2 separate regions of the Homo sapiens genome follow, and region 2 is linked to region 1. A link is an interaction called in ENCODE POLR2A ChIA-PET data of the cell type or tissue named here. Cell type or tissue: IMR-90. All regions are shown on one strand. Links, peaks and the distances in the headings refer to the core of each region. The heading gives the core; the rest is flanking DNA. Region 1 has its middle 39 kb from the start of LINC02358. Region 2 has its middle 91 kb from the start of LINC02358.

Region 1 (12,162 bases), core at 2,301-10,300:
TATTATCCTCATTTTGTAAGCAAGGAATTGAAGGATAGAATAGTTAAGTAACTTGCCCAAGGTCACACAGCCAGTAAGTGGTGGCTCTAAACATCCCGCATTCTGACCCATAAGTGCAGTTATGGAAACAGAAAACCCAGGACAGCAGGGGCTAGGAGAAAGGATTGATGGAGGTAGAGGATGCTTCCCCATGCAGGTGACCTTGGAGTTGAGTTCCTAAGGATGAAGTGGGTGGTAAATTATAGGAAGAGAAGTCTGAAACAGCAGGGTGAGTTCTGGAACTCTAGCAGTTTGGTGTTGCTGGAGTGTGTTGTAGAAGGAGTAAGTATTGGGTGGGAAATGAGATTGGAGAGATACCCATGAGGCAGATCATAAAGGCCTTGAATGCTGTACCCAGCAGCTTAGACTTTGTCCTAAGGCTTGTGAAAGAGTTAAATAAAGGAGACATACAGCCACATCTCAGAACGAAACACCGAACGTGATTATATAAGTGTCTTATTCTCTGAACTTTTCTAGATTCTTAGTTTTTTAAAAATATGTATACTAAAAAAAAAATAAAAAAAATAACCCAAGAAACTACAAAGGTTTATTAAAATGATGTAAGTTATGGAAAATTTTAACTTACTGCTGACTTAGTTCCTTGATTAGTAAACAACACGTCTCCTTTGTATCTGATTAATAAGAGATTAATAAGATAAATTAATTAATTGTAATTCATACTATTAATAATTGATAATAATAAATAAAATGAGGATGTAGTAAAAACCTGATTGTCCTCCATGCTTTGGGAAAGACCACATTTCTTGAGTGTTAATAGAATAATTTGCTTTATGCCTGCAGTTTAGATTCTGTCCCCAGACTCAATTCTAAGCTTTATTCTGGGGCTAAACTGCAGTCCTGTATGCACTGTGTAATCCATGTATGTCCTGCCCATATGTTCCAGACTCTCCACCTTTCTAGAGACAGGCTTTTTTTTTTCACATACACATTAAATAGTATGAGGACCCCTCTCCTGTGTTATGAAAAGGCCACACCTTCCCAAGATGGCCAATACTTCTCAGGGGTGACACATTATCAGGGTCACCTCCTGCTTTGAATTCCAGCTCCCATTAAAATTTTCTTCTCTTTCATAATCATACCTGCTTAGTCTCCCTCCCTCCTTGAACAAAACAACTGCTTTCTTCATAATAATTTTTGCCTTTCTTCCGAGTCAACTAGTGTAAACTGCAAATGGCTTTTAAAGTAACAATGTTTTCTTTACTATTACAATAATACCTTACATTACTACATGTATTATAATTGCCCAGTACATTACAGCTTTCAAAACATTTTCACAATAGAGCAGGTATTATTGTTCTCATTTGAGAGGGGAATGGAGGGGAAACTAACATTTGTAGACTGCATTTTATGAGCCAGCCATGGTGCTCCCTTCTTCATATATTTGAGTTCATTAGCATATGGAATCTAATTAAACCCAGTTTCCCTATCATTCTTCACAAAACTTTTGCAAAAGCATATGTATTAGTTATCTATTGCCATATAACAAATTACACAAATTTAGCAGCTTGAAACAACAAATATTCATTACCTCACAATTTTTGTGGGTCAGGGATCTGGTTGTGGCTTAGCTAGGTACCTCTGGGTCAAGGTCTCTCAGAAGGTTGCAGTCCTGCTGTTGGTCTGGTGTGGTCTCATCTAAAGGCTTGACTGGGGGAAAATTATCTTCTAAGCTCATAACACAGCTGTGAGAAGACCTCAGATCTTAACCTAGCTGAGGTCTCCCTCAGTTTATTCCCACGTGGGTTCCTCCGTAAGGCAGCTCACAGTATGGTGGCTGGCTTCCCTCATAGTGAGTGAGCAAGAAAGTGAAGCGAGCTCTTAAGTTGGGAGGCACGGTCTCTTTGTACTCTAATCTTAGAAGTGGTATCTTATTACTTTCACCATATTGTATTTGGTAGAAGTGAATCACTGGATCCAACCCACACTCCAGGGAGTGGATTATACATGAATACCAGAAAGCAGGACTTTTGGGGGCCACTTTAGGACTTGCCTACCATAGCATTATCGTCCCCACTTTATAGTGGAAGACAAAGGGAGGTTAAAGAGAGTAAGCAAATTGATCAAGACCTCAAAAACTAGCAAATTAAAAAACTGGCAGTAAACTCTGATTTGATGTTCTAAGGAGAAAATGCTCCAAAAAGATCTTTTTTTAATCAATAAAAAGAGCTAAATCAAGGATATCAGCAATTTTTATTAAAAACAAAGCAAAACAGAAGGCCCTTCCAGTGACTTCCTTGGGTTCAGTACAGATTCAGCCACATCCCTTATCCAGTGGTTCCCAAATGCTGGTCAATGCCTAGGAAATAGTTTTGGCCAGTCTGCAGCAAACTAAGACATATAAGAACTATGTGGAAGTTTTTCATAATGATAACATTCAATGAAAAGGTCTTTTCTTTATTCTTACTTTTATTCTTTTCATTTTGAGTTGTTAAAACAGTCTTTTATAATGTGTTAGCAATAATAGAATGGTAGTCTTTCTAAAAAAGTATTAGTCTTATTTGACACAATGAATAATATGAAACACTCTGATAGATTCCTAGTTTTTTTCTGAACTTTCACTGGTTTTTGAAATTCGAGAGTTTAGAGGCCTCTGCTTCGTATCACAGTTACACAATCCTGTAAAGTGTCCCTTAATAGAATGATGTCTCTGAGCTTTAGATAAGATCCTCAAATGTTAAAGAAAGTCTCAAGAATGTTTAAAACATTTAGTAAGGCAGGAGAGTGGGGTTTTATTTATAGGAAGTAAATAAAATCATTTTTCCTCAAACTTTTTAAAAATAAGCATTTATATTTTATAATAGTTTTAGATTTACAGAATGCAAAGATAGAGGGTTCTTGTATTCCCTCATCTAGTTTCCTCTACTGTTAACAATCTTACTTTACTATGAGACATTTGTCACAGCTAAGGAACCAATATTGACACATTATTATTAACTATGCTCTACAATGTATTCAGATTTCACTAGTTTTCCCCTGATGTCCTTTTCCTGTTCCAAGATCTTACTCAAAATACCACATTACTTTAGCAGTTGTGTCTTCTCAGCCTCATCGAGTCTCTAATAGTTTTCTCTGCCTTTTCTTGTTTTTGATGACCTTGATAGTTTTGAGGGGTATTTGTCAGGCATTTTGTTGAATGTCTCTGAATTTAGATTTTTCTGATGTTTTTCTATAAAGATTCAGAACTCTAAGAAGACAAAATAATTTACATTGAAACCAAACACAATTTATGAAAGATATAAGAAACCTGAGTTCTAGGCCAGGCATGGTGGCCTAGAATCCCAGCATCATGCCTGTAATCCCAGCACTTTGGGAGGCTGAGGTGGGCGGATCACAAAGTCAGGAGTTTGAGACCAGCCTGGCCAGTATGGCGAAACCCCGTCTCTACTAAAAATAGAAAAATTAGCCAGGCGTGGTGGCGGGCACCTGTAGTCCCAGCTACTTGGGAGGCTGAGGCAGGAGAATCGCTTGAACCTGGGAGGCGGAGGTTGCAGTGAGCCGAGATCGCACCACTGCACTCCAGCCTGGGTGACAGAGTGAGACTCTGTCTCAAATAATAATAATAAAAAAAAGAAATCTGAGTTCTAGATCCTTGGGATATAGCTCTACAAATTCCAGAGTTCTGCAACAGTGATCTTTCTAAAGCACAAAACTTGTTGTGCCTTCATTCTCACAACCTAATATTTCAGTAGCTCCCAAAGATTGTAAGATTAACACCATTTATTCAACGATTACCTGCCAAGATCCAGGTACTATGCTATTACTGGTGAGTCAAAAAGATATACAACATTGTGTTGAATATCAAGAGGTTTTCAGATCCCACTTTCATCCTCCCTTTGACCTCTGAATATATTATTTTCCTCTATAGTGGTTAATTCCATTGCTAATGTAAATCAATTTAGCACCTACCTTAGATTTTGTCTATTTTTCAGCTCTACCTGTTATCCTGATCTGCATATGAAGGATCACAACACAAACACAGATACCTTTCGAGGTGGCTGGAATGGGATAAGGAGCAGGAGAAAGAGGAAGAGGAAAGCTTTTGTTGCTGACACTTGAATGTTTTTTGATGCTTGAATATTTTGACAGGGACAAAGAGAGTTATAGGATATAGGCAACAGAAAGTTGAACAGAGGCTCAGAAAAAGCATAAAAAAGGAGTGAACAATTCTACCTGGGAGGACAGAATCAGGTGCATCGTCTCTAAGGTACCATTAAACTGAAGTTTAAAAGCTATCCAGATGGATGGTGGTTTGAGTTACATCAGGCCTCCTCAAAATATATATTCCTCTTAACCCCCCTGTGAATGTGACCTTAGTCAGAAATAAAGAGTCTTCAGATTAAATCAAGTTAAGATGAAGTCATACTGGATTAGGGTAGGCCCCAACCCAATGACTGGTATCTTTATAAAAGAAGAGAGAAATTTGGACACAGAGACACATGAGGAGAACACCACATGGTGGCAGAGGCAGAGATTGGGGTGATGCATCTACAAATCAAAAAAATGCCAAGGATTGTCAGCAACCACTAGAAACTAGGAGTGAGGCATGCAACATATTCTTCCTCTAGACCCCAGAAAGAATCAAACCTGCTGGCACCTTGACATTGGACTTTTAACCTCTGGAACTGCGAGATAATACATTTCTGCTGTTTTAAACCATCAACGTTTGTGGCAATTTGTTATGGCAGCTCTAGGAAACTAATATAGATGGCACATGGAAGTAAATAGTAGGCAGAAGACTCAGCACAGTGAAGGCCTGGGCTGTGAAGTAGCCTAGGCATCTGCTTATGGAAGATCCTCAGGAACAATTTGTAGGTGGGGTTTTAGAACCCTGACCCTACTATTAATAGGCTATTACCACTGTATGTTAGTCTCAGGCAAATGACAGCTTACACTTTCTAAAATATTACCTGCATATCTACAATAAGGGAGAACATTTAAAATCTGTAAACACACTATTACACATACTTGTTTGTTTTACGCATTTCTTTAAAATTTAAAAAGAATCTGTTATTTTCTATTCCAAATAGGGTAAAAGAAAGTTGTAATTGCATATCTGTTCTGTGAAACATAAGAAAAGAAACCCTTTTCCCTGCTCCCCTTGCTGGAACATTATGCTTACTTGGCTGTAGGCTGGTGGTAAATTCCTCTGTATCTCTCCCTTGCCAAGGAACTCTCATAGCCCTGAGACAGAGGGTAGTTGAGTTGAGTGAGAGGGGTTTACAATCTTCTTCCCAGGGAGAAGTTCAAGTAATGCTGGAGGATGATAAGCTACCTTCTGAGAAGAGCGGGCTGATCAGTGGCTGAGTATTTGCTTTGATGAGTGAGATGTATACAGGAGGGAAGCACCCAGCTAACTCACAGCCCACGCAGGGCTCAACACTCTTCAAAATGAATATTGAACATTTAAAGACTATTGGTTTTGAAGTGGCATCAGGTTGTTCAGCTTTACTGAGGAAAAGTTGGGGGCAGGCAGGCACTTATGTGTCTCCTTTGGTCCTCTGTGGAGCCCTACCTGGTATAATTATAATAGCTGACATAAAATGAACTCTATGTGCCAGGCACTGGGCTAGTTTATGAACAAGATCAGCATTGATCATAAAACCAATCCTATAAGGAAGGTAGTGTTATGACTCCATATTACAGATAGAGAAGCTGAGGCTTCAAGGGGCTGAGAAATGTGCCCAAAGTCACATGACTAGGTAAGTGATGCAGCTGAAATTGATAGCCATGTCTAACTTCAAAGCACCAGTAGCATTTGAGAGGTATCTTAGTCAGGGGAATGAGGGTGAAGGACAATGCAGGAATGAAGGCTGATATCAGATCTTAGACATCCTTGGCTGCCCCACTAAAGACTTTGGACTTTGTAAATATGCAACAAGGACCACTGAACAATTTTAAGCAAGGAAGTCAGAGCATCCCATTTTTGCTAGGTCTTCAGTCATTATCTGTTGAATGGACATCAACAACCTGTGGTTCATAAGCTACAGAAAATGTATTGGAGGAGGGCGGGACCAGAGGAAAGGAGACCAGTTAGGAAGTTGGAGAATAGACCAGGAAAAAGAGTTGAAATGTCTTAGCATGCCACACAGGGTCCTGCTACACTGTCTCTGTGTTCTCTTACTTAAGAACATCGGGCAAATTTAATCAAAGGTGTCCATGAAATAACCCTACCCCTCTTGAATTTCACCCAACTCATCCTACAACACTTAAAATCCATCTTTCCAGCATCAGTGACATGAAATCTGAAGGGAACCAATTAATTATGCAAAATTTAGAGTCCACCTAGGAGCCAATCAGAGACTTGAGATCAGAATAGTCTTTGCCTGATCTGATGTGATTCCTTCTTTTCACCCTATATGCAGCCCTTTCTGTTGGGAAACTGGCTGAACTCACACCTGAGTATTATGCCTTGTCTTTGCCAGGCATATTGAGCCCTGCATGGGCTATGAGATATCTGAATGCTACCCTCCTGTGTGCAACTCACTCATCAAATAGAGTAGTAAGCTCACTTTACTTCAAACTGGTATTTGGTATTCTTTATTTCCTTCCAACTCTTTCAAGCTTGAACTCCAACTGCCTGCATTGGTAAACCCTTTATTCTAGCCCTGGCATTTCCTGGAATGTGATAGGCTTGCCCCAGATTCGTCTCTTTCCTTATGCTTTTTCTTCTGCCTGGAAGGCCATCTCTTCTCTTGTTTATCTCATGCATTTCCCACTAATTCTTAAAGATTTCATTCAAGTGTTACTCTCTCTGAAGACTTCTTTTGTCCTGCTCCCTCATCTTCCAAAACTTTGTGCTCGTATCAGCATCTCCTTAATTACACTGGTGCGTATACAGCCTTTCTATCATGTCAAATTATTTCACTAGGTTTTGTACATGTCTGTTCATGAATTCAATAAGTGTTGATTGAAAACCTGCTATGTGTTAGGCACTGGGTGCCTAGTAATGCAGAAATTTCATGCTGGTTTATGAGAGCTCTCACCCCTACAAATCCACACTGTTTCTATGTGTGTTTGTTTTACTGTTGTAAATGTTTTCACAAATACTAACAACCTCCTTACATATCCTGTTTTGGGTTTGTAGACAGTGGTGCCAAAGAAACATCAGGATCCCAGAAGTAAAATATTCATTCAGTGTAACTTTGGGTTAAAATGGCTCTGTCATTTAGCCATTTAGCCAAGTAGCTAGTATACTATTTTTTGTATTATAGCTAAATACAAATTTTCCTTACAGCAATTTTATTTTTAAATAATATTTATAACTTATAAAATTACCATAGTTATCTATAAATGTATATTTATAGATAATATGTATATTATAATTTCTTATAATAATATTCTGATTGGGAATAGCTGAGAAAATACAAAGAAATATAAACAATAAAACTAAAGTCACCAGTAATCAAACCATTTAAGAAAAGTCTCATTAATATTTTGGTGAGTTTTCATTCACATTTATATAAAATATATATTCATATATGCATAAGCACATATTTAACGGAGTTGAGAATAATATTGCAGAAGAAGTTGCATTCTACTTTTCTCCTTTAACCTTCTATTATAAATATTTTGCATCCCTCAAAAAATTCTTAGTAAACAATTTTAAATGATTTCATACTTTCGTATTATTATATTAAGATTGGCTTAACCAATCCCTTATTGTTGGATATTTAAGTCATTTCTGGGTGTTAAATGATATTGTAATGCACATTTTTACATGAATGTTTATAATGGCTTTATTAACAATAGTCAAAAACTAAAAATAGCCCAAATGTTTATCCACAGAAGAATGAACAAATTGTTGTATATTCATAAATGGAAGACTACTCAGCAATATGAAGAAAAAAAGTGCTGATACACAAAACAACAGAAATGCATCTCAAAAACATGCTGCGTGAAAGATATTAGACACAAAAGAGTACATACTGTGTGATTTCTCTTACACATACTTCTAGGATGAGGTAAACAGAAAGAATAGTAAAGATTAGAACAGTGGTTGCCTGTAGGGGAGGCAACTGACTGGAATGGGCAAGGCAGAACTTTCTGGAGAGATGAGACAGGCTGTGTTTTGATTGGAATGGTAGTTGCATAGGTATATACATTTGTCAAAGCTCATAGAACTATACATTGGAAATTCATGAACTTTATCATATGTAAATTGTTCCTTAATTTGTTGAAGTGTTAAAAATGGTAATAAAAAAAAGGAACGGTAAATAAAGAGAATTAAAAGACATATCAAGTTAAACAAAAAGATGGACAAGGCTATAATGTTTAGGGATGAGGACTTGAATGATGAAATTATAGATAAATGTGAGGAAGCAATTATAACATTTACTTTAGTGGTATGAGAGAGGACTGTGTTGGGTACGGGGCCAGTGAAAAGGATTCTGGGAGGCTGTCAATGGTCTGTTTCTTCAGCTGGTTTGTGGTTGCGATGGTGTTCACCATATAGTGATTCATTAAGTAATATTTTTTATGCAGGTTTGTGTTGTTTGTGTTTTATTTGACAACAAGTAAGAACTTTTTTTAAAATTAAAAAACAAACCCAGTGAATCGCTATAGACAATTAAGAAGGTCTCTCTGAGAATGTGACTTTGTGATGAAACTTGAAGGAAAAGACTATGAAAAGAATCTGGCTATGTGAGGAGAAGGGGGAAGACCCAAGAAGGGAATGCTATTGACAAATGTACCTGGGAAAACCAGAAGACCAGAGAGCTTGAGGGAGGACAGCACTGGGGACGTGTGAGATTTAGTGGGAGAGGAAAGCATGTGCTGAAAACATACACGAATGTGTGAAGAACAATTACAGAGCTTGGATTTTACTCTATGCAAAAGGAGAAAACATTGAAGGGTACTACACAGGAAAGAAACAGACTCCAATTTATGTTTTTAAATAATTATTGTGGCTACTCTGTGAAGGATGGATGCAAGGGAAACAAAATGGAAACAGGACGTTAGCAAAGTAGTTGGGTTAGAGAGACGCAGTATGTGGGGTTTGGGTGGTGACAGTGAAGACGGATAAATGCGAATCTTTCTGATTTGACTATAGAGTGATGAGAAGTGAATTTAGGAGTCTGCTTTCCTTCATAAATAACAGAATAGACAATGATGTCATTACTAAAATAGATATGCGATGGGAGGAAAATTTTGAGAAGGAAAACTGAGAGTTAACTTTAAGAAGTGGGAAATCAACAATCCAACCAGAAATGTGGAAGTTTATTTCCACTTCATATTAACTCTGGCATCCCATATAAGTGTTCATCCAGCTTACCTCTGAGCCTCCGCTTCCGGCAGCTAACTCTTGTTCCAGCCATAGTGTCCTTGTTTGTTTCACCCCCCTCGCTCCTAGCCCTTATCCATGTCTGTGCCCTTTAAATATATTTTTCTGTCAACAAATACCCTTTCCTATTATATTTCTGTCACTAATTTACCATCTGTTCACCAAGACTCACTTTACATCCTATTGCCTTTGGTCCCTATCCAGCCCATCTCCTATTTTTGTGTGACCCATGAGCTAAGAATAGTTTTTACATTTGTAAATGGTTATACAGTTTAAGTGCTTATGTAATAGTCTAGGTTTTGCCTCTTGGACTGAAAGCCTACAAAAAATGTACTATCTGGCCCATTTAAATTTGCTGACCCTTGTTCTAGATGCTTAGGAAAGAAGTTAATTCATTATATTCAATGGATTCCTTGGGGTGTTAGGCCTTAATACTCTCTTGGAACTCTGCTGAGGAGGCTAAGAGAGAAAGTACTTACCCCAAGCCAGGTGCTTTCTGATGTCTCAGCTGAATGCCCAGGTTGTTAGAGAGGTGTTAACAAAACAAGATCTCTTCTCTGCAGCTGAGCTACTATTCCCATCCTCCAGTACTGCTTGATCTCTACGATCTCTTTTCCTCTGTCAATCCTTTAGTAACCACTCTCTGGGAAGTCGTCCCCTTGACTGTATATACTAGACCTCAGTCAAAAACTCATGGATGAAATCCACAGAACCAGAGAACTCCTGGGCTCTTCCTCTGCACAGGTCCTTCTTCTCTGCTGTGCTCTTGTTATGGGCTGAATGTTTGTGTCCCTCTAAAATTAATAGGTTCAATTCCTAACCCCCACTGTGATGTTATTTGGAGTGGAGGCCTTTGGGAAGTAATTAGATTTACATGAGGTCATAGGGTCGGGGGGCTTCATAATGCGATTAGTGTCCTTAGAAGAAGAGGAAGAAAGATTAGCATTCTCCATCTCTCTATGCCATGTGAGGACACAGCAAGAAAGTGACCATTTGCAAACCAGGAAGAGAGCCCTCACTGGGGGACAGATTCAGTGGGCATCTTGATCTTGGACTTCCCAGCCTCCAGAACTGTGAGAGATAAATTTCTGTTGTTTGAGCCACCCAGTTGATAGTATTTTGTTATAATAGCCCATGCTAAGGTACCTCTTCTGCAGATTCTACCCATTTAAATTGCCCCAAATTCTGACCTCTGCCTCCTCAGCTCTGAAGGACCACTGTACTCTGCTTGGCTGCTTAGGCAGTGCTCTAAATTACCTAAGTGTCTCTTCTCTGTCCTGGCTCTAGCCTTTCCAGCTCCTGGCTAAAGTACAACTCCCATCTGAATCCTAGAATCCTAAAACCACCACTTATATTTATCTCACCTCCTGAAGTAATGAGATAATCTAGGAAGATGTTCTCAAATGGACAAGTTAGATAACAGTTAAGCTCAAATAAAAAGAAAAACAGTCACTTGTGGCACCGTTAATACTTGAGAGCCATATTCAAGCAAGACCTTACTCTAAATCTTGTTGTATATCATAATCACTTAAGGAGCATTAAAAAAATAGATTCCTGGTGATTTTTGCCTCATTATGTACTTTTAAAGGTACTTTAGGGGAATCCTCATACAACTAGCCTAACCCTGAATCTCAAACATATACATTTAGGAATTCCAGTGGTTATTTGTCATTTATCTCTACCCACTAGATTCATTCTCTATCCTTTACTGCTGGCCCTGCACCCTGGGGGCTGACTCATGCAGAAAGCATACTCTCATGGATGCAGTGTTCTCTCAGCTCCTTGGTTAGAGATTAGAGGGCCTGGTATCTCTTTCCCAGGATCCTTCTCAGAATTCTGGTTTGGATAGTGGTTATTCCCTCTATGGCCACAGCCAGTGGTTTGCTGTTGCTGTGGCTTGTTAAATTTCCAGTAATTTTGTGGGCCAGTTGCTAAACATAGTCAGTATTAAAAAATAAAGCACATATATATGTACAATTAAATAGATTATATTAAAAATAACAAATATTCAAAACCCATGACTTCCTAATTATTTTACTGCATTTTACTATTATCTATGCTTTTGAAGTTCCTTACCTCTACCTGTGTGATCAAAATACATAATGATGTGCTACTCTGCATCTCTTCCAAACTCCACGTTCACTGACCACATCGGTAGCTTGAAATTGTCCATAGTGGGAGGATTTACTGCATAAAAATCAGTATTACAAATAGGTTTTTTTTTCTCCTGAAGAGCAGGCTGTTAAACATTTCCCAGGAGGCACAGCACTGGCTCCAGCTACTATGAAAGGCTCCTCTTCCACTATCTCATCTCTCTTCAGGCCCTAGGAATGCTATACCCTGCCTTTGGGTCTTCAGGTCTATGGATGATAACAGTTTCTCCTCACTGTTAACACCTGGATTCTTGTTGGTTCTCTTACCTCTAGCCATACCTTCAGAATAGTCCCTTCATTAGACTCACATCAGTCAAACCCTTTTGAGTTGACATCTGTTTCCTACTGGATCCCTGACTGATACAGGCACCATCTCCAGAGACCAGTACTTTCAGAAGTGCAATTGGTAGAAAACAAATACTGTAAAATGTAGATAATTTTCACATTGAAGAAGGTTCATTGGTCAAACGTTTAAGAAAAATTAAATCTAACAAAAATAGGGATGTTTCTTTACTGTGGGACATCTCAAAACCTTTTATATAGGTAACATATTTTGTGATATACCTTAAACTTTCATGTCCTTTTTTTTTTTCTATAAAACTTCTATTGCAACCAATTTTCCAAGAAACACTACTATGGAGTTATTTTAAAAATACAATATTAGGGTCC
Region 2 (12,162 bases), core at 1,965-9,964, 52 kb before region 1:
ATTTTTAGTAGAGACGGGGTTTCACCGTTTTAGCCGGGATGGTCTCGATCTCCTGACTGTTTTGTTTTTAAAGACCAAACACGTCATCTTATCTTGTTCTGAGTGAGACAGCTACATGATGAACATCCTAAAAGTTGAAGACCTTGGATTTCCACCTGCAAGCCAACGATGTTTTTCTGTTAAATTCTAATCATATTATTAGAGTTTATTAATTGTTTTAACAAACAGACATCTATGTCCATTCATTTTTTTTCAAAGACAGGGTAAATAAATCAACTTTCAAATCATGTCCTTCTGCAAACACCAGCTGCACAGGAAAAGGAAGGCCGCCTGTTAGCAGCCTCTCGCTGAAGGGCTAGGCTGAGGCTGTCGGTGTGCATGCCCAGAGCAGAGCTGTCTGTTAATGAGTCCTACAGCTCACAGGAAAGAACCTCAGCGGAAAGCAAGAAGGCAGAACAATTGTGTGAACTTAGCTCCCTTTCTTATTCTCCAAACATCTGGCCACTGTATGTGTCATTTCTTTGATTCAAACTTGTTCTGGCGTTATTGATAGGGAAAATCTCCACCTGGGGGCTGGAAGGGACTGCTTCTTCATCAAAGAATAGTTAGCACAGACTCACTTTTAATAGCAAAATAATAGAGCAAGTCACTTATAAACCATGTTTCTGAAATTGCCCAGCCATGCTCTGCCAACTCTTTATGGGGAGAATAAGACAAAAGCTGGAAGCAAAGAGAGAGTAAAGAAAGCCCTTACGATTAGGGGTGAAGAAAAAACAAAGCCTGCAAGACGCCATCTTGGTGTTGGCTAACGATGGGGAAAATCTCTGCTGTTTAATATAGTGCATTTATAAACACAGATGTCAGGGACGGCAAGTTTATTTTTGTAGTTCTGCATCTTACATTTCCTCAATTGATTCTCTTTCTTTTCTTCTTCTACGTCAGAACAACCAAACAGGATTCAAGTGATGCATTTGGATGGCTTGCTTCCCTGAATTGTGTCTATATCCATTAACAGGGCAGACACTTAGTTCCACCTGTAGACATGACAGTTTTGTCATCTTCACAACTGTTCCCATTGTCCTGATCCTTATTTCATTTTACTGGGCTACCTTGAATAACAACCCCCTGGGCTTATTTTACTGGCAGTTAAAATCAGTTTTGGTAGTAATTTTGCCTGGAAATCAGCTATTAAGTTTATGTGCTTGTCAAATTTTAACTATATGCCTAATTTAAAAGTACTTAGAGCCACTTAAATTTGGTTGAGTGCCAATGTTAAGATGCAGTCAAATCTCAATGACTGCACACTGCACGCTTAGTTTGCAGCAGACTTCTTTCCCTTCTGTTTCCAACTCTCTTGTTAGCACCTGCACCAGGAAATGGGTGGGTGGGTAGGTGGGTGGGGTGCAGAGAGTGAAGGAAAATGAAAGTGATGCTGAGCCAGCACCACCAAAGGGATACTCAAAGTCTTACCTTTGGGCTCTAAAAATGAAATCAATGGCACAACTTGAGATTGGGAGAGAATAAATTGGCAGCCACATACTTGAAAGACATGCGAGAGTTTGGTTAACTGCAAGCTTAATATCTTAAAAAAACACAAAATTCATGTTAGACTTATACTAACATGCACCGTTCTAAATGTTTCATAAATATTAACTCTTTTCATTCTCACAGCAACTTTATGAGGTAAATACTATCATTATACCCAATTATCAGATGGAAAATTGAGGTATGAAGAGAATAACTTGCATATAGTTACATTGCTAGAAAGTTCCAGGGTCAGAATTCAAATTCAGCCATTCTGGCTCCAGAATCCACGCTCTGAAGGCTGCACCTTCCTCTGAGCCAGCAGCGGGGTACAGCCACTACAAAACAAATACAGAGTATGTTCCTGTTTGATGTTATCGCTGGCTGAAGCTCTTTGCAATAAATGTCATAAAGCTCAAAGTCTCTATGAAAAGAATAATAGATGTCCAAAGCCAGTTCAATTCTTTCAAATAATAGCAACAAAATAAAATTAGGGAATCTTAAAAATAATTAATATTATCCTTAATATCAACTAGAAATATAAGGGTAAAATTTCAAGCCAAATTAACTTTTCCGGGTCTTCAACTTCTCATCTGCCCAGTGCTTGGTAAGAGCTAGATAATTTCCTAATTCTTTCACATTTTAAGATTCTTATGTTCTCCCACATGATCTTTCAGGTCAGTGATGTCTCCATTTATTCAGTCATACAGAGAATTGGTGTTTTTCCAGCATTAGTTTTTGTTTTTTTTTTTTCGAGATGGAGTCTCACTCTGTCGTCCAGGCTGGAGTGCAGTGGTGTGATCTCGGCTCACTGCAACCTCCACCTCTCGGGTTCAAGCAATTCTCCTGCTTGTACCTCTTTAGTAGCTGGGATTACAGGCACCCGCCACCATGCCTGGCTAATTTTTGTATTTTTAGGAGAGACGAGGTTTCACCATGTTGGCCAGGCTGGTCTCGAACTCCTGACCTCAGGTGATCCACACACCTGGCCTCCCAAAGTGCTGGGATTGGCATTAGTTTTTTAAAAGGCACCTTGCTCGCTTTGTGGGGAACAGTCTGATAAGAAGATGAGACACAGGCATAGGGATACATACAGCTGTATGCAAGGGATACATAAAATGTATGCATACAGCTGTAATGAAAGCTTGTGCAGTGCCAGAGCTGTGGGAATTCTTAGGCAGTATCAGTTAGTGTTCTCATTTGCAGATAACGTTATCACTCTACCTGCTTTATGTAAGAAGTGTTGTTAAGGGAATATTAAACACTCCTAGAATCTTCAGAAGAGCTAGAGGAATAATCTCTGGGCTAATGCTCTAGGAACAATGCTTAACACTACCGTAGAGAACTGACCTGTTAAGGGTGATGCCTCACACTGACCCTGGGACCAACCAGATGTCTGCCACCACCTGCACCAGCGCAATGCATGTTCCATGCCCCCCTCATTTCCTTAACTCATTTCCAAATGAAAGTCTCTCATGGATCCAACAGGATTGAAAGAAACTGAAGCGCAGTGTGGGAAGGGGTGGGAAAAATAAAGTGTTTTTTGTATCCTATTTAGGGGTAGTCAGGATTCATGAGACACTCTTGAAAAGTAATGGAAACTATCAAAATGTAGAAAGAGTATTCAAGAGGTTTTAGGCAGCAACAAATAACAAATGTCTGCTGCAGATAATACATTTTTTTTACTCAGCACTGGGCAGGCTCTTCTTTAAGAGGAGTGTTGAGTTAATGTTTGTTTGGGGTATCCACAACTGAAATTTAATCCCTGTTGACCTTTCATTAAGTATTTATTATGTTTTAGCTATGGTGATAGGGGTGTCTTAAATGATGTCGTGGACATATTGTTTTATGATATCATAAAACATCTTAAAAAACACAAAATTCATGTTAGACTTATACTAACATGCACTGTTCTAAATGTTTCATAAATACTAACTCTTTTCATTCTCATAGCAACTTTATCAGGTAAATACTATCATTATACCCAATTATCAGATGAAAAATTGAGGCATGAAGAGATTAACTTGCATATAGTTACATTGCTATTTTTTTCTCCTTTTTTTTCTGGTAAAACAGTACCCCAGTTTTACTCTGGGTAACTTTCCCATTCCCAATCTTAGAACTTGTTTGAGTGGAATTGACACCTGCTTATCTCCAAGGATGACTTCATGGCTTACCCCATTCAGCATGTTCCACTCCTTGGCCACAGTATTAAGGTCAGAGATGGGCATCTTCAGACCAATGAATGTCAGACCCAGAACTTCCATTTGAATGTTGGGCTAGAACATGGTAGGATGCGGTCTGGGCTTCTTGGCTGACATCTTGATATCACCTGGAGCCTCAAGCAAAGCCAAAAAAGGAGGTGGAGAAAGCCGAAGTCCTTGTAACAGTATTTGAGCCTCTGGATCAAACTTGTCCTGTAATTGGAATACCCCTGGATTTTTGAGTCATGTAAATGAACAAATTCTCATTTATCCTTAAATGACATTTTTGAGTCATGCTTGCTAAGAGTTATTTCCAAAGTTGTCTTAATTTCCTACACATACATTAACTCTTTTAATCCTCAGAAATAGCTCATGATGTTAATAGTATTATCACATTTCACAGATGAGGACACTAATACTCGAAAAGATTAGAAAGTCGCTTGTCACATCACTTATCCATATGATTTTAAAGCACGGATCTTTAACTTCTATGTTATATAGGGACACTGGAGAGCATCAAAAGGGTAACAGCGCTGTGATTTGAGGTTTGAAAAGCAGGCCCTACAGACGGAGGGTAAGTAGCCTCTGGAAGGCAGGAAAATACGCTGCATTCTTGTTTATTCCTTACAGCGTCCAGCCTCATTCTATGCACAGGCTGACTTTCAATATGCACTCCTCGCTTACTGAGTGAAGTGGCCGAGGAGGGAACTGAATGCCTCCAGTCTGTGAAGAAAGGAAAACTAGTTTAGCAATGTCCCCTGAAAGACAAGAATGGTGAGTCTCATGTACCTTGGCTGGAGAACAAGGGTTCGTGTGGGGTTGTCTATATCTCAGGCAGATAAACAAAGATCGAACATCAAACACAACCTTCTACTCTCAAGGGGTGTGAGACAATGCTGTGCAACATTGCAGACTCATTTTCTGGAAATATTAAAGAAAGAAAAATATGATGGTTTTCCTAGCATATTTGAGGCTTTCTTGGTCTCAGAAGCCATCTGATTCTTTTATTGCCTGTGTCATTCTCTCTGCCTGAAATGCCCCTCCCACTCCTTGTTTGTCTGGCAAACTCATCCTTCAACAGTTAACTCGAATGCCACCACCTCTGGGAAGCCCTCACTGAACTTTTGACCCTGGTTTGATTCCTGCTCTCTCTATCTTTCCACAGCACCTTATGTACATCTACATTCACTCTTACCACACGTTGTTTTGGCAATATGCCCAAGTTTTCTGTATAGAAGTCAAGGAGCATGTCTTATTCCTCTTTGTATTTCCTACCCCTAGCCTAATGCCTGGAACTCAGCAGGCAATCTTGCAAATCCTGCCAAGAAAGCCCTTCCTCAGTCTCTAGAACCAACCTCTCATTCTATTATTCCTTTTTGTCCTTTAGGATTCAGCTCAGAAATCACCATTTTGGGAAGTGACCCCTCAAAGCTAGGTTATGATACCTCTCCTATGTAGTCTCCAAATCATCCTATGCATATATGCATATAGGATGATTAAGAGAGTACACACCAATGTCTAACTCCCTGGGCTTGAATCCCAGCCTGCCACTTCCCAGCAGGATTTTTTTTTTTTTTTTTTTTTGAGACTAAAGTCTCAAAAAAACCCTGCACGTCCAGGCTGGAGTGCAATGGCGCGATCTCGGCTCACTGCAACCTCTGCCCCCCCAGGTTGAAGTGATTTTCCTGCCTCAGCTTCCTGAGTAGCTGGGATTATAGGTGCCTGCCACCATTCCTGGCTAATTTTTGTATTTTTAGTAGAGATGGGGTTTCGCCATTTTGGTCAGGCTGGTCTTGAACTCCTGACCATAGGTGATCTGCCCTCCTCTGCCTCCCAAAGTGCTAGGATTACAGGCGTGAGCCACCACACACAGCCCCCAGCAGGTTTTTAATGTGTCTCAGTTTATTTGTCTGTAAAACAGGGATACTAATAATAACAATAATATTACCTCATTGGCTTGTTGAAAGTTTTAAAAAAGGTAATTCATATAAAGTGCTAAGAATAGTGCCTAGCAAAAATTCATAATACATTTAACTATTATACATATTAACTATTATTATTATTATTCAATTTTCTAAACTTTTTTTAAAGCACTTATATGTCAGGCAGTGTTCTAGGAAATGGATATACAACACAAAGAGACTAACATATATAGTCACATAGCTATAAGCTGTATATAGCTATGTAACTATATGCCCATTTTCATAATCAAAATATTAAATGAATTAATGAATCAATGAAATGCAATCAGTATACATTATTTGAGTAATTGCATTTTTTTATTTTTATTTTTTTGAGACAGAATCTTGCTCTGTCACCCAGGCAGGAGTGCTGTGGTGCAGTCTCAGCTTACTGCAACCTTTGACTCTCGGTTCAGGGAATTCTCCTGCCTCAGCCTCCTGAGTGGCTGGTATTACAGGCATGTGCCACCTGGTTAATTTTTGTATTTTTAGTAGAGACTGCACTTTTCAATGGTCATAAAATGCCTTGCCCTCAGTTTCCCTGCACATTGGTCAGTGGCATTCTTTGCTTCACAAAGACATGGCAGATGCAGTCTAAGAAAAGTGGCTAAGCTCGCCTCTGAGCTTCAAATGAGAGGTTTTTTTTTTTTAAGAAAAAGTCTGATAAAGTTTGAAAGCCAGATTTTTTTGAGACAGAGAAGGAATCTCTAAATTCTAAAAAGCACTTGAAAGCAGACATCCCAGCCCCTAATTGATTTGCCCCTGCTGATGCCATGTGGTGCAGAGGAAATCTGTCCCCCCTGAGCCCTGCTCAAATTTCAGACTCATGAACAAAATAAATAAATAATTGTTGTTTCAAGCCTCTGAGTTTTGAGGTGGTTTTTACACAGCAATATGTAGCCGAAGCACTGTGCTCTCTCTGGTCTTGCTCATTTATTTTACTAGTTGAAGTGTTTACTCTTTTTGCCAGCAAAAATGAGGCATGGAGGTCTGAGCATAAAGTTTCAAAATAAATACGAATGTGGAATGAACACAGGATATGATACAAAAGAGGTTCCTGACACCAGGAAGGAGAAAGTCCTTCCAGGGTGAGGAATAACTTGTAAAGGGTCTTCCTTTGTTTGAGACTGGAGTAAAGATGCTGCTTTAGTCCAGTAGGAAGGTAGAAAGGGAAGGAGGAGAGAAGACACAGATCCTGGAGAGAAGATAGATTGGAAGGGAAGGTGAAAGCTGAGGAAAAAAAATAAAACAAAACTACAACAACAACAAAAACACTCTTTACAGGGTCCCCTGCACATGACTGCAGTAGAATCACGAATATTAATTGAAGAACATGTGGGAGAGACACTATTCTAGACTAAAGGGAAGCCACGGGGAATGAAACAGAAAAGGATTCCTGCCATCATGGAGTCTACCTTCTAGTGAGCCCAACATGCAATGAACAATCCAAATGAATAAATCAGGCAGTATGTTAGACAGTGATGATTACCCTGGCAAAAAAATAAATAAATAAATAAAGTAAAAGAGGGGGAAACCTTGTGGTAGCATATGTGGTTTGCCAGTTTAGGAGGGAAGGTCTTACTGAAAAGATAATAAGTGGTTAATGGTCTAAGGGAGGTGAGTGGGACAGCTGCATGTGTATATATTGGAGGTAGAAGGGAACCGCAAGTGCAAAGGCCCAGAGACAAAAGCATTTGCAGGTGTTCCAGGGAACAGCCAAGAGGGCACAGTGGCCAGTGGGGAGTGAGCGAGGGAACTGCAGTGAGGGAATTCTCTATGGCTGCCTAATATAAGCCACTGCAAAACTTAATTGCTTAGAACAATAATCACTTCTTTGTTAATAATTTCTGCAATTTGAGCAGGGGTTGATGGGGATGGCTTCTCTCTGTTCCATGTGACATCAGCTGGGGTGAATCAGTGAGGGGCTGGGGCATGCACTTCTAAGATGGATCACTCACGTGGCTGGCAAGGAGGTGCTGCCTGTCAGCTGAGGGCTCTGCAGGGCTACTAGCCAGGGGCCTCAGTTCCTCTCCACATGGGCTGCTTTCCAGGCAGCTAGACTGCCTCACCCATGGTGGCTGGGTTCAAAGAGCAACTGTCCCAAAAGGCGGAAAGTGGAAACTGCTGTAACCTATTGATCAGGTAATTACAGAGAGCAGATTCAAAGGTAGGAGACAAAGACCACTGGCCTCTCAATGGGAAGACTGTCAAGGAACTTGAGGACCATGTTTTACAACTGCCACATGAAAAAATAGAGAAAGATTTGGTATTCAAGAGGACAGCCTGATCATTCAGGGCTTTAGAGATCATTGTAATGGATTTGGCTTACTCTCCAGGAGAAATGAGGAGTGATTGGAGGATTTCAGTAAGAGTATGACCCAAGTTGACTAGCGTTTAGCAGGATCACTCTGGCTGCTAAATAAAGAACAGACTGTTAGATGGAGAAGGCAAACCTGTGTCCAAATATCCAGACAAGAAATAATGGTAGCCTGTCCCAGGGTAACAGCAACAAAAGGATAGGAAGTGGTCAGGGTCTGTATATATTTTGAAGGAAGAGCCAACAGGATTTCTTGATAGGTTATCTCATATCTAATATAAGAGAAAAAGAGAAACTGAGGAAGATGCCAAGCATTTTGTACAGAGCACTTAGAAGAAGAGAGTTGCCATTATTTGATGTGGAAAATGCCGAGGAGAAGCAAATTTGGTGCTTAAGAGCAGGAACTTGCTTTTTGACATGTCCAGTTAGACATCCAACTACAGATGTTGAGTAGTAGGTGGATCTATGATCCTGGAGTTCAGGGGAGAAGCCAGGGATGAAGATATAAACGTGGGCAGTATAAGGATAGACATGGTATTTAAAACCATGGGATTGGATGAGAAGACCAGGAAAGGGAGTGTGGATAGAAAAGAGAACAGGTTCAAGGACTAAGCCATAGCATCCCCCAATGTTAAGGAGGTCTTGGTTAGGAGGAAGAGAAGGACCAGCAAAGGAAGCTAAGACAGAGCAGCAAATGAGGTAGGAGAAAATCTAGGAAAAAATAGTGTTCTTCCAGCTGGATGAAGGGAGTGGTTCAAGAAGAAAGCAGTCACCTTGCTCAATATTGCTGATATGGCAACTACGATGAGAGCTGAGAATTGACAACTGAACGTGGCAAAGGAAAGTTCATTGAAGACCTTCACTGGAGTAGTTTCAGAGTTGCAAAGCTTCATTGAGTGCATTCTAGAGAATTTGGAGGGGTGAGTGGATTGGAGACAGTGAATACAGACAAGTTTTTGTCCTCCTCCTTGAGGAGTTTTGTGATAAAAGGAATAATAGTGTGAGGTTGTGGCTGGAGGGAGAAGTGGAATCAAGGGAGACTTTGGGTAGGAGAAATAACAATATTCATAAGCTGATGGATAAAGCCAGTAGAGAGAAAAAATAATAATGCAGGAGAGAAGAGAGAACTACTGTAGCAATGACCTGGAGTTAGTGAGAGGAAATGGGATCTAGTGCATAACTGGAGGGGTTGGCCTTGGCTGGGAGCACGGACTGTTCATTCATAGCAATTGGAGAGCAGAAGGTACATGCACACCGATGCTAGAAGGCTGGTAGGTGTAGTGGTGCAAGTTTCCTTCTAGTTGCTTCTGTTTTCTCAGTGAAATAGGAGTTAAGGTCATCAGATGAGAGTGAATGTAGAGAAGTAGGTTTAAGGAGAGAGTGGATCATAAAAGTGCAATCATGAATTTAAATGAAACCATCCAAAATAATTTTGGCTTTCTCCAGCTACATTCAGCTGCAAAGGTGCAGGCACAGAATAGGCAGAGGATTGGATCTAACCAGGGTTGGAGTTTTGTTAAGTTAGCAAAATGAAATAAGAGAAAGAAGCAAGAACTTGAGTGCCTATGCAAGGAAGTGATTGTAATAATTGATCATGGAATTTAAGCTGGGTTAGGAGGGAAGTAAGAATATGAGAGAGGTTAAAGATAGCACAAATGAGATAGAATCAAAGCATTTTAGATCCTGGTGAGTTGAAGGGTTTGGAGGGAGGAGTACTAGAGAGAAAGAGCTAGAAAGACAGGAGGTGACAGTAGACTTAAATTGAGATGATGGAGGATTTCAGTTATTGGGAACAAGGTTTAGGATGTGATCATGAGAGTGAACAGATAAAGCAGTTGGAGCACCATATCACAAGAGGAGAAAGGATCAAGAAACTAAGAATCCAAGGCTGAGGAAAGTTTATCTCCCTGAATATTGAACCCACACATTCTTATACCAGGAATAGTAATGGAGAGAGTGACTGTGAAGCATGCTGCAAAATCTTCAAGGAATGAAGGGTGCAACCTGAGGTTTGGTGCATGAACTTGACAAGAAGGGGTAGTGAGTGATGATATTTAATGACATAAACTTTAAAACTGGATGGGCATGAGAGTTGATGATCAGGAAAACGGGAGAGTGGTCTAGAAGCAGCACCAAGGGGCAACATGGACACTGTGGTTAGTCAGGAGAAAAGTCAAGGATGGTAACCCAGTTTCTCCCACCTTGCGGGAGATGTGAAGAAAATCCAGGTTCATCTCTAGGCCCCAGTTGAAGAATGGAGAAGGTTTGAGACTGGCAGGGAGAGCAGAGGCTGGGGTCAGCATGAGGAGGCTAGAGAGTGCAGGAACTTCTCAAGTGGAATCGGTGAAAAGGCATGGCACCGTGAAAGACCAGATGGGTACCTGTGCACAGCATCCAGTGACAGGGTGGGGCCAAGGACACCTCAGCAGAGGTCAGTTAGAATTGAGACAACTGCCCATGAAACAAATGCTCCACCTGCAACCATAAGGATGTGAAATTGCACTTGGGTGCTGTCTCATCAGGAGGAGAGGGAGGAGGGAGTAGCCATAAAAGGTCCCTGGAGGGATGCCTGGAGCTTTGAAACTTCTCAGAGCAGTTGGTTTGAGCTGCCTCTTCTCCAGCCCAGACCTAGGACCCTATTTTCTGGCTTCATTTGTTGGTAAAACTATATCAATAGTAGTAATTTTAAATGATGGTTTTGATCTCTGCTGATCCTCCTTCTCCACACTCCCCACCCCCACTCCAAATAATAGGGAAATTGGTGGGATTTAAGTGCCAATGTTTACAGGAACATACTTTAAAAATACTCATTTAGAAAATAATTAAAATAATACATTTGCTGTGGCACATTTAGAAATTAAAAATAAATATAAAGAAAAAAATGAAATTCAAACATTATCCCTCTATCTAGAGACAACTATTCTCAATATTTAGGTGTGTATCCTTCTATACATGCATTACACAAAAATGGGATGATATCAGATATATAGTTTTAGAACTTTTTTGATTGAATAATATAGTGCTTCCCTGCTACTCTTCTTATACATCAACCTAATGGCTGACAGGTTTCAGTTCATATATGTACTAACTATTCATCCAGTTCTGTTACAGAAAATTTAAATTGTTTCCATTTTTCACTATTAGAAACAACAGCAGGATGAACTCCATTTTAGCTTTAACTTTGTACAAAGCCTTAATTGCTTATTTCCTATTAATAAAGTGCTAGACTTTATTGGGTCAATTACACTCTAGATGTACATATTGCCAAGCTGTCCTCTGGAAATATTCCATCAATTTACGTTCCTCTCAGTGGGGTATGATAAGGCCCATTTCTCCACATCATCTCTCTTATTATTATAATTGCAAAGTCCTTGCCTTGGAAGACTTCTTGAGATTTCTTCTGACCCTTGATTTGTGTTTCTACGGTGAGAACGTAACTGCTTCCATTTGGCACTTAAATGGACTGATTAATATCCCTCAAGAAGGTTTGGGCCATCATTTGCAAGCACCAGAAGGCCTGGACCCATAAGAGACCCATAGGGAGGCAAAATAATTTTAAGTCAAAAGTCCTGGATGAGGAGTTATTTTTCTTGTCTTTGGAGTTACTCATATCCCTGGACTCAAGGCACCTCATCTTTCTTACTTCCGGTTCTTAGTTTCCATGATCTTTTACCTTCTTATTTCAGGGAACATTCTTGTCAGCTCCTCCCCAATACCTGAGGACAGGAAAGTCAATCCAAAGTCAAGTGCATTCGAGTAGAATTCTTTTGCTTCATTATCCTTTTTTTGCAAATGCATATCCTTAATAGAATTTGAGTTCTGTCTTTGCCTTTGTTCAGGCTGATAGAGATCTTTCAATTCAACTCGGATAATATTTATTGAGCTACTCCATGGTTCATGGTAACACACTTGGCATAATAGTAGCCTATGTCCATTATTCCTTCCTGGTAAGGTCTTTTTGTTTTCCCTCACAAACGTTTGTTCACCAACCAGCATTTCCTCCTTGGTCTCCTCTCTGGAGGATTCAAAACGTCGACCCTGTCGTCATCTTCCTGCCACCATGGCAGCATGATTCACTGGCTGGTTTTAAGGCTGATTATTTGACTGTGAGCTCACCATAAATAAGAACGCTTGATAACATGGGTGAGAGGTTTCT

Evidence for each region. Peaks named below come from ENCODE experiments on the same cell type or tissue, not always from the same donor. Only the 100,000 strongest peaks of a DNase experiment are listed, where the experiment ranks them.
Region 2: POLR2A ChIA-PET joins it to region 1 with 5 read pairs; 5 of 35 experiments call an interaction of 5 or more read pairs at or near these places.

The regions. Positions count from the first base shown.
Region 1 is chr4:54,878,723-54,890,884 of GRCh38, reverse strand. No RefSeq gene overlaps it. Among named protein-coding and RNA genes, the nearest start is that of LINC02358, 39 kb to the right of the region's middle. In IMR-90, for the core only: no CTCF peak of the experiment used is centred there; no DNase peak of the experiment used is centred there.
Region 2 is chr4:54,930,415-54,942,576 of GRCh38, reverse strand. No RefSeq gene overlaps it. Among named protein-coding and RNA genes, the nearest start is that of LINC02358, 91 kb to the right of the region's middle. In IMR-90, for the core only: no CTCF peak of the experiment used is centred there; no DNase peak of the experiment used is centred there; H3K27ac peaks cover 428 bases; H3K27me3 peaks cover 226 bases.